Regions from separate parts of the Homo sapiens genome. Here region 1 is linked to region 2. The links are chromatin contacts, found by Hi-C or POLR2A ChIA-PET in ENCODE. All regions are on one chromosome and are shown on one strand. Each heading gives the region's core, a stretch centred on a gene start or an enhancer-like site at or near the end of the contact. The rest is flanking DNA. Distances are from core to core; before and after follow the strand shown.

Region 1 (4,650 bases), core at 984-3,483, 100 kb before region 2:
CAAGTCCACATCTATTTTTGACACTGACACTCATGATGTTATAACATTTCATGCTTATTGCTGTCTTCATTTTATTTACTTTCTCCCTGATGCTTTCAATTCTAGTCTCTCATCCTATTATTCTTTTTTTTGTTTGAGACAGAGTCTGACTCTGTCACCCAGGCTGGAGTGCAGTGGTGTGATCTTGGCTCACTGCAACCTCCCCCCTCCCGGGTTCAAGCCATTCTCTGGCCTGAGCCTCCCTAGTAGCTGGGATTACAGGTGCACACCACCATGCCTGGCTAATTTTTGTATTTTTAGGAGAGATGGGGTTTCACCATGTTGGCCAGACTGGTCTCGAACTCCTGACCTCAAGTGATCTGCCTGCCTTGGCCTCCCAAAGTGCTGGGGATGCAGGCATGAGCCACCATGCCCAGCCCCTCATCCTATTATTCTTATTTGACAAAACCTCAAGCCATACATACATCAGTATAACAGCCCATATTTTAAAATATAGATATTGTTAGGTATATGTAATTTAAAATACTGTTTGAAGATGGTTTTATTTGGCTCAGAAAATTACAAGGAAGAATCATCTGCTGGGAATTATGGGTGTGGGGAAGAATGGGATCTCAACCTAGTGGAATATAGTAAAGACTAAAAATTACTTTCATTAAATTACTTTCAAAGAGAACTTCTTTGTTGAACACATTATATGACATAAAAGTATTTGTTATACTTGCCAGTAATTTCTTGATCTCGGCTGGGCGTGGTGGCCCACGCCTGTAATCCCAGTACCTTGGGAGGCCGAGGCAGACAGATCTTCTCAGGTTAGGAGTTGGAGACCAGCCTGGCCAACATGGTGAAACCCCATTTCTACTAAAAATACAAAAATTGGCCAGGTGTGGTGGCACATGCCTGTAGTCTCAGCTACTCAGGAGGCCGAGGCAGGAGAATTGCTTGAACCTGGGAGGAGGAGGTTGCAGTGAGCCAAGATCGTGCCACTGCACTCCAGCCTGGGCGACAGAGTGAGACTCCGTCTCAAAAAAAAAAAAAAAAAAATTAGCTGGGCCTGGTGGTACGCGCCTGTAGTCCCAGCTACTCGGGAGGCTGAGGCACAAGAACCCCTTGAACCCCGGAGGCGGAGATGGCAGTGAGCTGAGATGGCACCATTGCACTACAGCTTGGGCAACAGAGTGAAACTGTCTCATAAATAAATAAATAAAATAAAAGCTAACTTGCCGATAATAGGTCTTACATAGGTAAGGACAAAGTATCATAAGCAGAAAGAATTTTTTAAAAGTGTCATAAACAAAATAATATTCTAACTGAAGCAACTGGATACCATAATGAAAAGGAATTGAACCAATGCAAATTTATAGCATAAGGATGGGAACTAATTTTAGAAGTCCTACTTTGGATAGATTTTCACCTTTTGTACAGTTACCACTTGAAAATTTTCCTTACGTATACCAGAAGAGATACACTAGTTATTTTCTTGTTATTTCTATTTGCATTGTCTTGTTTTATAAAAATATTTTTCTGTATATTTTTCTAAAAGTTGTTATTTCACAGGGTTTCATCTGCCCCTTATGTATGAAAAGATGTATAACTGCTATTGATTTATTGGAGCATTACCAGAAAGTGCACGATGAAAATGAAACAAGAGGACAGGAACTTCTTAATGACTCCAGTGTTACTGTGGGTCCTGTATATTTTGTTTTAGCAGCTTGGTTTTGGGTTGCTCAAAATAGCTGGTTTTTCCTTGCCTCGGTGTTGCTTAACTTTTTATGCTACAAGGGAATATGGATTGCTTTAATTATGCATGCTTAAAGGAAGTTTCAATAAGGAAAAGAGGCTCTTGGGAAGTCTGCGTGGTTTCTCTTCCTGTTTGCAGCTGTCTTTTTGTGAATTTGTAAATAAATACAGAAATTTAAGTTAATATTTTGTATCAATTTTGCCATGAAATCAAAATATTAAGTGAATATTATTCCAACATTGGTAAGTTATATTTTTATTATTTTGTTAATGTTTCATTAATGGATGTATTAAAATGCTTTAGTATAAAATACTTTGCTCTTACTTAGAAAAAGGACTTTGAGGCTGGGCACTGTGGCTCACGCCTGTAATCCTAGCACTTTGGGAGGCTGAGGTGGGCAGATCACTTGAGGTCAGGAGTTTGAGACCAGCCTGACCACTGAGGTCAGGAGTTTGAGACCAGCCTGGCCAACATGGTGAAACCCTGTCTCTACTAAAAATACAAAAACTAGCTGGGTGTGGTGGCATGTGCCTGTAATTCTAGCTACAGGGAAGGCTGAGGCACAAGAATCGCTTGAACATGGGAGGCAGGGGTTGTAGTGAGCCGAGATCATGCCTGTGCACTCCAGCCTGGGCAACAGAGTGAGACTCTGTCCCGTCCCTGCCCCACCACCGCCAAAAAAAAAAAAGGAAAAAGACTTTGCATATAAACAGTTATTGTCCCTATTCAGGAAAATATACAGCGTTAGAACTTGAATCTCAGACTGTCTCAATTTTTGTTTTAACACCCCTAGACTTGAGGAAGGTGACAGAATGACATACTCTCATAAGTAACAGTGGATCAGTCCGAAAATATTTCTCAGTATTTCCCAGTATCTGAGGCTGCACGTAACAAAGGCTGAGGAGGGGAGCAAGTTAGGGGAAGCGCTGCCCATTTTCAGGCTGAAAAGAATTTCTCAGATGATCCTGATAATGTGTTTTCTTTGAAAATCACTATGGTATTCCAAAAACAAAGGAAACATAGCTTTTAAAAAATATTTTATAAATCTTATAAAATAATGCAACCTTTTGCACCAGAAAGACCAAAAATTACTTTTTTCTATGAGGTAATTATGTATATAAGAAAGGATTCTTAACAACATTTAGTTATTTGACACATTAATGGAGTACCTTTTATGTGGCAGATATTTTGGCAGGTGAGGGAGATAATAGGTGAATAAGGTACAATCTCTACCCCAGGAGGTTTCTATGATAGGTATTATTTGCAAAAAGTGCAGTGGCTAATTCAGCATAAGAGGAACTCAGGAAAAACTTTATAGGAGGACAGTTAAACCAGAGATTTTAACTGTGGTGGAGAAAATGGGTGCATGTAGGATGATACCAGTTAAACTGGCTGAAGCAGTGCAAGCAAAGCTGGAGGCATAAAAGATTCTTGAAAATCTGGTTAGCATTTTATCACATGTTATCCTTCTGGACCTTGTGGGTCAACTTTTCTTCTTGATGGACTAGCCAAAATCAAAAGTAATAATCTCACCTACTCTGCACTTAAAATAAGGGCTTTCCTTTTTTTTTTTTTTTTTTTTTTTTTTTTTTTTTTTTGAGGCAGAATCTCACTGTGTCACCCAGGCTGGAGTGCAGTGGTGCAATTTTGGCTCACTGCAACCTCCACCTCCCAGGTTCAAACAGTTCTGCCTCAGCCTCCCGAGTAGCTGGGACTACAAGGGTGCATCAGCATGCCCAGCTAATTTTTTGTATTTTTTTTTTTTTTTAAGTAGAGATGGGGTTTCACCATGTTGGCTAGGGTAGTCTAGAACTCCTGGCCTCAAGTCATCGGCCTGCCTTGGCCTCCCAAAGTGCTGGGATTATGGGCGTGAACAACTGCGCCCGGCCAGGGCTTTTTCTTTTAACTAAAAGGATACTTGGTACAACAGGAGTACCTTAAGTTCCAGTTAAGGTAAGTTCTTAGTTGCAGTGGATATGAGAAAGGATTACAGATAACCAAACTCTGGAAGTATTGAATATATTGTTTTAAATCTTAAGTAAATTGTGTTTTTTGGAAGTTGGTGACAAATTTGAAATGACTAAGGGAAATAAATGTAGCTGGCTAGTTTTAGTGTGTTATTGTTAGCTAACAGCCTTTCTCTGGAATTTATCTATCTAGCAACCTCGATCCCCTTGGACATCATTTAGAAAAAAATAGAGGAGTCTCTTATATCAAATTGGTTTTCAAAGTCCATGAACTAAAGGTCATGCGATCTGTTCATGGGACATCCCTGAGGCACTCATTCTAAACTCATTATACTTTTATTTTAAATGAATGATGGGTTTTAATAAACTTTTTTTTTTAATCTACCCATCCCATTTATTGCAAGTTAGCATTCCCAGAGCTAGTATGCTAAGAATTTTTAGTAATGACTGTTGAAATACAGAGCAGGCAAACTATAAAATGTGGATATAAGAATTAAAGAGGCTTGCCAGAATTAATAGGGTAGAAGACATCTTTTCAGTGATAAATATTTATGTCTTGGAGGTATTAGACAAAGGTTTAATATCATCTATTTGAGAAGGTGCGGAATTATATGTATTTTAGAAAGATTTATTTTTATTAGAAATGTCCCCAAATTTAAGTTTTATTTAAACAAGGAAATCTTAATCACATGGAAAATTCACTTATGTGGAATATTTCTATAATGAAATGTATGTTACTGATTTCTGAAATTTCTCATTAGGAATGAATCATTTATTTCAGGGTATTAATCTGGTAATTTTTGGAAGTTGTAAGAAGGTATGGCATACCTCAGTGTGATCATTAGCTTTCTGGCACACTTAGGTATCTGGAGCCCAAACCTGAAAGTGGAGCCAATAGTCAAAAAGCCACAGTTGTGAAGATTAAATCGTGTAATAGGGATGTAG
Region 2 (4,283 bases), core at 321-2,820:
TTCCTTGAATGTAGTTAATAGTATATATCCTGCCATGATAATAATTATTCAAACTGCCTTTCATGATAAAAATTCTGAAGAAATTTGAAGTCCTGCCAAATAAAATTAAGTGACTGTACTGTGCTAACACACACACACACACACACACACACCAATCAAAACCAGAAAGTATTTTTATGGCAAACACCATCATTCTTCAAAAAATAAAGTTAAGAGACAGATACCTTACTATGTCTATGAAAATCTGTACACTTCACAACAGGCCAAGAAAAGCCATGCAAAAGTGTTAACTGGTGAAAGCCAGATTTTTTTTTTCTTCCTATCTTAAAGTAATGGAATTTAGTCTTTGGGATTTTCTACTTCCACGTTAGAGTACTATATACCTGAGATGAGTTTGAGAATAGGAATTTTAAAACTGCTACTTAAATGTAGTCCCTATTTATTGCTTTGTATATTAAAAGAACAATCAAGCTTTGTATCTAAAGATTTATCATTATGTTTGAGGTAGGACTATAAAGCGGTTAAGACTGATTGACAGGCCATGAAGGAAAATTGGTTTCATTATTTTATGGATACAGAGTAAGATGCTGGAGTTCATATTGGACATAAGCAGTGGACATTGTTTTCCTTCTGATACTCCATTTATCTGATCATTCACCCTTTACAAATTAGCACCTTTCTTCACTCACACCTCTTACAAACCTGACGGAAGCATTAGAAGGTAATCTGGATGTCAGTATATATTTGTCAAGAAATTCCTCAGAGTTCAAATTTGTTGCAGTCATTATTCCTCTATACTGAGGATTTTCCTAGCTCAAAATTTCAAATTCTGAAACTTCTTTAAAATGCAAATTTCCTTCTAGCTTATCACTAGCTAAGTGTTACAAAACTTTGAATGAAATTATACCTTAAACCATAATCTTCTAAAAAGACATGCCACTTGTTTTAGGTCCCTAAATTTCAGAGGATTCTGCGGGCAATGTGAATAAAGATATTTTCTTGGTTTCCTGACTCTTGGTAAAGCAAGAAATTGCAGTTGTTATTTGTGCCATCCATGTTTTCTGTTGAAAAAAAGAAAAAAATACATAAATAGAGATTAGAATGTTAAGCTGACAATTTCTCACATATTTGGGCTAATATTTTCTGCTATATTTATTGACCAGCTCTTTAAAACTGAAGACTAATGAAACATTTGCATATGTTTCCCATTTTCTTTCTTACATCTAATATAAATACTTCTAATCTTACAGGAAAATGCAGATGGGCTAAATGAGTATGGTATGCATGTTGGATAACAGTTATGAGTAATCAAGAAACAATAGTCAATGATAACTCATTAGAAAAATGAGCACTGAGAATATATGTAGTTTGAAAGTGGCATTGCTGGAATTTCTATTCTCTGTGGAAACAAGTTCTTAACCTGTAGTATAACTTGAAAGAGACTGAGGGCAGTGACCCAGGAAATTGAATATTGCATTTGTTGTCTGGCCACATTGTAGATATGATGAAAGCCTACCAGGGGAAATACAAAAATAGAAACTTCTAAGACAGAGAAACCAGAGTCAGGCAGCTGCTCTTTCAACTCCATAGCTGTAAAAACAATGGCAGTTTTTCAAAGGTTGACAAGCTGACTTGACAGGGATCATTATTGCGCCAGGCCCTCCTTAAGCTAATATCCTATTATATGCACTTTGGAAACTGATTGGAGCATCTTAAAGGTTCATCATGCAATCCAAATCAATTCTTCCCCCATTTCCTACAGAAACTGTAGAACGCAGGCAGTTCTTGAGCTTCTGCAGGAGAACTCTGCAAGCGTGAGGAAATTGTTCCTCAACCCCGCAAGTGTGAGGAAATTGTTCCTCAACCCCACAAGTGTGAGGAAATTGTCAATACTGAGGCTTTTGAGCATTATATGGACTAGATGTACCCCTCCCCTCCTCCCAAATCTGCCCTTCCCAAGTGGGTGAGAGAAAAACACAAAACTTTCCATTCACTGTTACTTAAGACACTTGGGGGGAGCTTATGTAAACTCTGAAGAATCAAAGACCTACAAAATTAAAATACATACTTTGATGTTTTCCGTTTGGGCTTGTAATAAGAATGCTGCTATACACTGTCGATATCTGTTTTCGTGTTGTATAAGAAAAGCATTTCTCAGCCCAAAGACTAGAAAAAGATATTACAAAGACAAAAAGCCAAATCATTTCATATGAAATCCAAACAATTTCTTAGTACAAGAATCTGGGGTTTGTTTTCTATTTGGCTTGTTTCTGTTTTAACGAGGGTGGGAGGTTTATCTAGCTTATAATTTTTTTTTAAATTTTATTTCAATGCCAAGACCCCACCACTATGTCCAAATAAAGCCTACTCTACTATAAAAACCCTTTCTTCCTTAGCTAATGACTTCTGATACTTGATGAAATGCAACTAAGGCTTAGGTAATGGGGCCCCTGCTCGTAGAACAAGCTAAACATATGCGGTAGATTTTTTTGTGTATGAAAATATAGATAATAAAAATATACAAAACAATATAATATTTTCTTCTTTGTTCTTCACCACTCCTTTAAAAAATTTTATTTTTGTGTTTAAAGGGAAGTCACATCCAACCAAGGTTTATAAACAAATTAAGATGTGGCAAAAATACAAAACCACCTGAATACTTCAGGCCAAGAAAAGCCAAAAACCACTCAAAATCCAGCATCCACCAAACTGGGTGAAATGTAAAACAAAACAAAAAGAGACATTGGCATGGTTTCTGTGTTTGCAAAAGAAAGCCTGTTCTGTCATTTCCTAGCTGGCCTCAAAGAAAAGATAGTGGGAGAGCAGACTTCTTTTTCTAATATAGCAGGAGCGCTTAAAATGAAAGTCTCTTCTTTGAATTATTAATACAACACAGTCCTGAAGCTTACACATTCTTTTTTCTCTCTTTTTTTTTTTTTCTTGAGACGAAGTCTCTCACTGTCGCCCGGGCTGGAGTGCAGTGGCGGGATCTCGGCTCACTGTACCTCTGCCTCCCAGGTTCACATGGTTCTCCTGCTTCAGCCTCCTGAGTAGCTGGGATTACAGGCGCCCGCCACCACGCCTGGCTAATTTTTTTGTGTTTTTAGTCGAGACGGGGGTTTCACTTTGTTGGCCAGGCTGGTCTCGAACTCCTAACCTCATGATCCACCCAACCTCGGCGTCCCAAAGTGCTAGGATTATAGGCATGAGCCACCGCGCCCGCCCTATACATTCTTTCTATAGTCAGTGTTTAGAAACAAACAAACAAAAACAGGCCAGGGCTGTCTCCTGCCCACATCAAGTACTTCAGGAAAGAGAAAAAGTGAGCAAGTGACATATTCTTGCTGATCATTAAGCTGATGCTTGTCTGCTGTCACTATTTGTATTTGTTGAAGTTAGTTTAACTCAGGCTTATCTGAGGGGCTGTTGGGCTTCTTTCAGAATCCAGGTGAATACAATACTTATTTTCTTAACTGCAAGAACTACCCCAGTATCACAGATTATACTCATAACAATCTAAACATCATAATTCCCAAATTCTACTACAAAAAATAAAGTCTGTTAATGAGAGGCCATAAAATTCTGTCCAGCTTCTCTGCAGCGAGAGGACTTAAACCTATTAAAATGACTTTCTGGGGAAAAAAAAAAAAAGCTGGCTGTGTTTTACTCTCTAATTCTTTGCCTTATAAATTCCCTGTAGCAAGTGAGGCTTTAAAGATCAGGTCATTGTTCTTGGCTGGTTTTTGGAATTCATTTTCCTCAAAAACTATAATTGTACTTCCAGGTTATTCCAGGCATCCTTGCTTCATTTGGTTTGTAGTATGGGTACAAGGGACTTTATAAATAAAAGGACCTGCTAAGCTAGGCCTGTAAAATACAATTTGGAGAGAGTATAATATACAGGCAAGAATAGCTCTTTTTTTACTGACATTCTAATACAATAACTGACACAATTTTAAAAGCATTTTCTATGTATTGGGCACCATACTATGTTTTTTCTCTATATAGCAACCCTGTGAGATAGGTCAGCTAATTCCTACTTGTAAATGAGGAAACATATTAATTTTTCCAAGGTCACAGAGCTTATAAATGATATAGCCAGGATTTGGAATTAGGTCTGTCACTCCAGAGCTCAATCTCTCTCTTGTCCTCATTTACTCTTTCCTGTTCTATAGCTGCTCTGCCCATGTACTGTATCTAATTAGTCAAGTTAATAGGCCCGAGGAATGAGAAAAATATTTTTAAAAGGAACAAGAGATGGTAGTTACAAATCAGAAAATAAA

Evidence for each region. A loop is a pair of places that touch in the nucleus more often than their neighbours do. ChIA-PET counts read pairs that join two places held with the same protein, here RNA polymerase II (POLR2A). Pooled maps may share reads with other maps.
Region 1: POLR2A ChIA-PET joins it to region 2 with 11 read pairs in activated T-cell. The contact joins two enhancer-like sites. A Hi-C loop is called at or near these places in 1 of 50 pooled maps. POLR2A ChIA-PET finds 5 or more read pairs at or near these places in 2 of 52 experiments (BJ and activated T-cell).

Annotation. Positions count from the first base shown.
Region 1 is chr12:92,868,439-92,873,088 of GRCh38, reverse strand. All of the region lies in intron 2 of EEA1 (early endosome antigen 1), which reads left to right. Among named protein-coding and RNA genes, the nearest start is that of EEA1, 59 kb to the left of the region's middle. Within about 2 kb of position 2,233, at least 2 of the 41 ENCODE cell types and tissues checked have a DNase peak (open chromatin) inside an H3K27ac peak, as active enhancers do.
Region 2 is chr12:92,766,866-92,771,148 of GRCh38, reverse strand. PLEKHG7 (pleckstrin homology and RhoGEF domain containing G7) reads right to left here. Exons shown (of 17, transcript NM_001377329.1): 16 at 2,069-2,166; 17 at 1-1,061. The coding sequence ends at 954. It overlaps EEA1 (early endosome antigen 1), which reads left to right. Exons shown (of 29, transcript NM_003566.4): 29 at 1-512. Among named protein-coding and RNA genes, the nearest start is that of PLEKHG7, 66 kb to the right of the region's middle. RefSeq lists a silencer at 1,710-1,910. Within about 2 kb of position 1,570, at least 2 of the 41 ENCODE cell types and tissues checked have a DNase peak (open chromatin) inside an H3K27ac peak, as active enhancers do.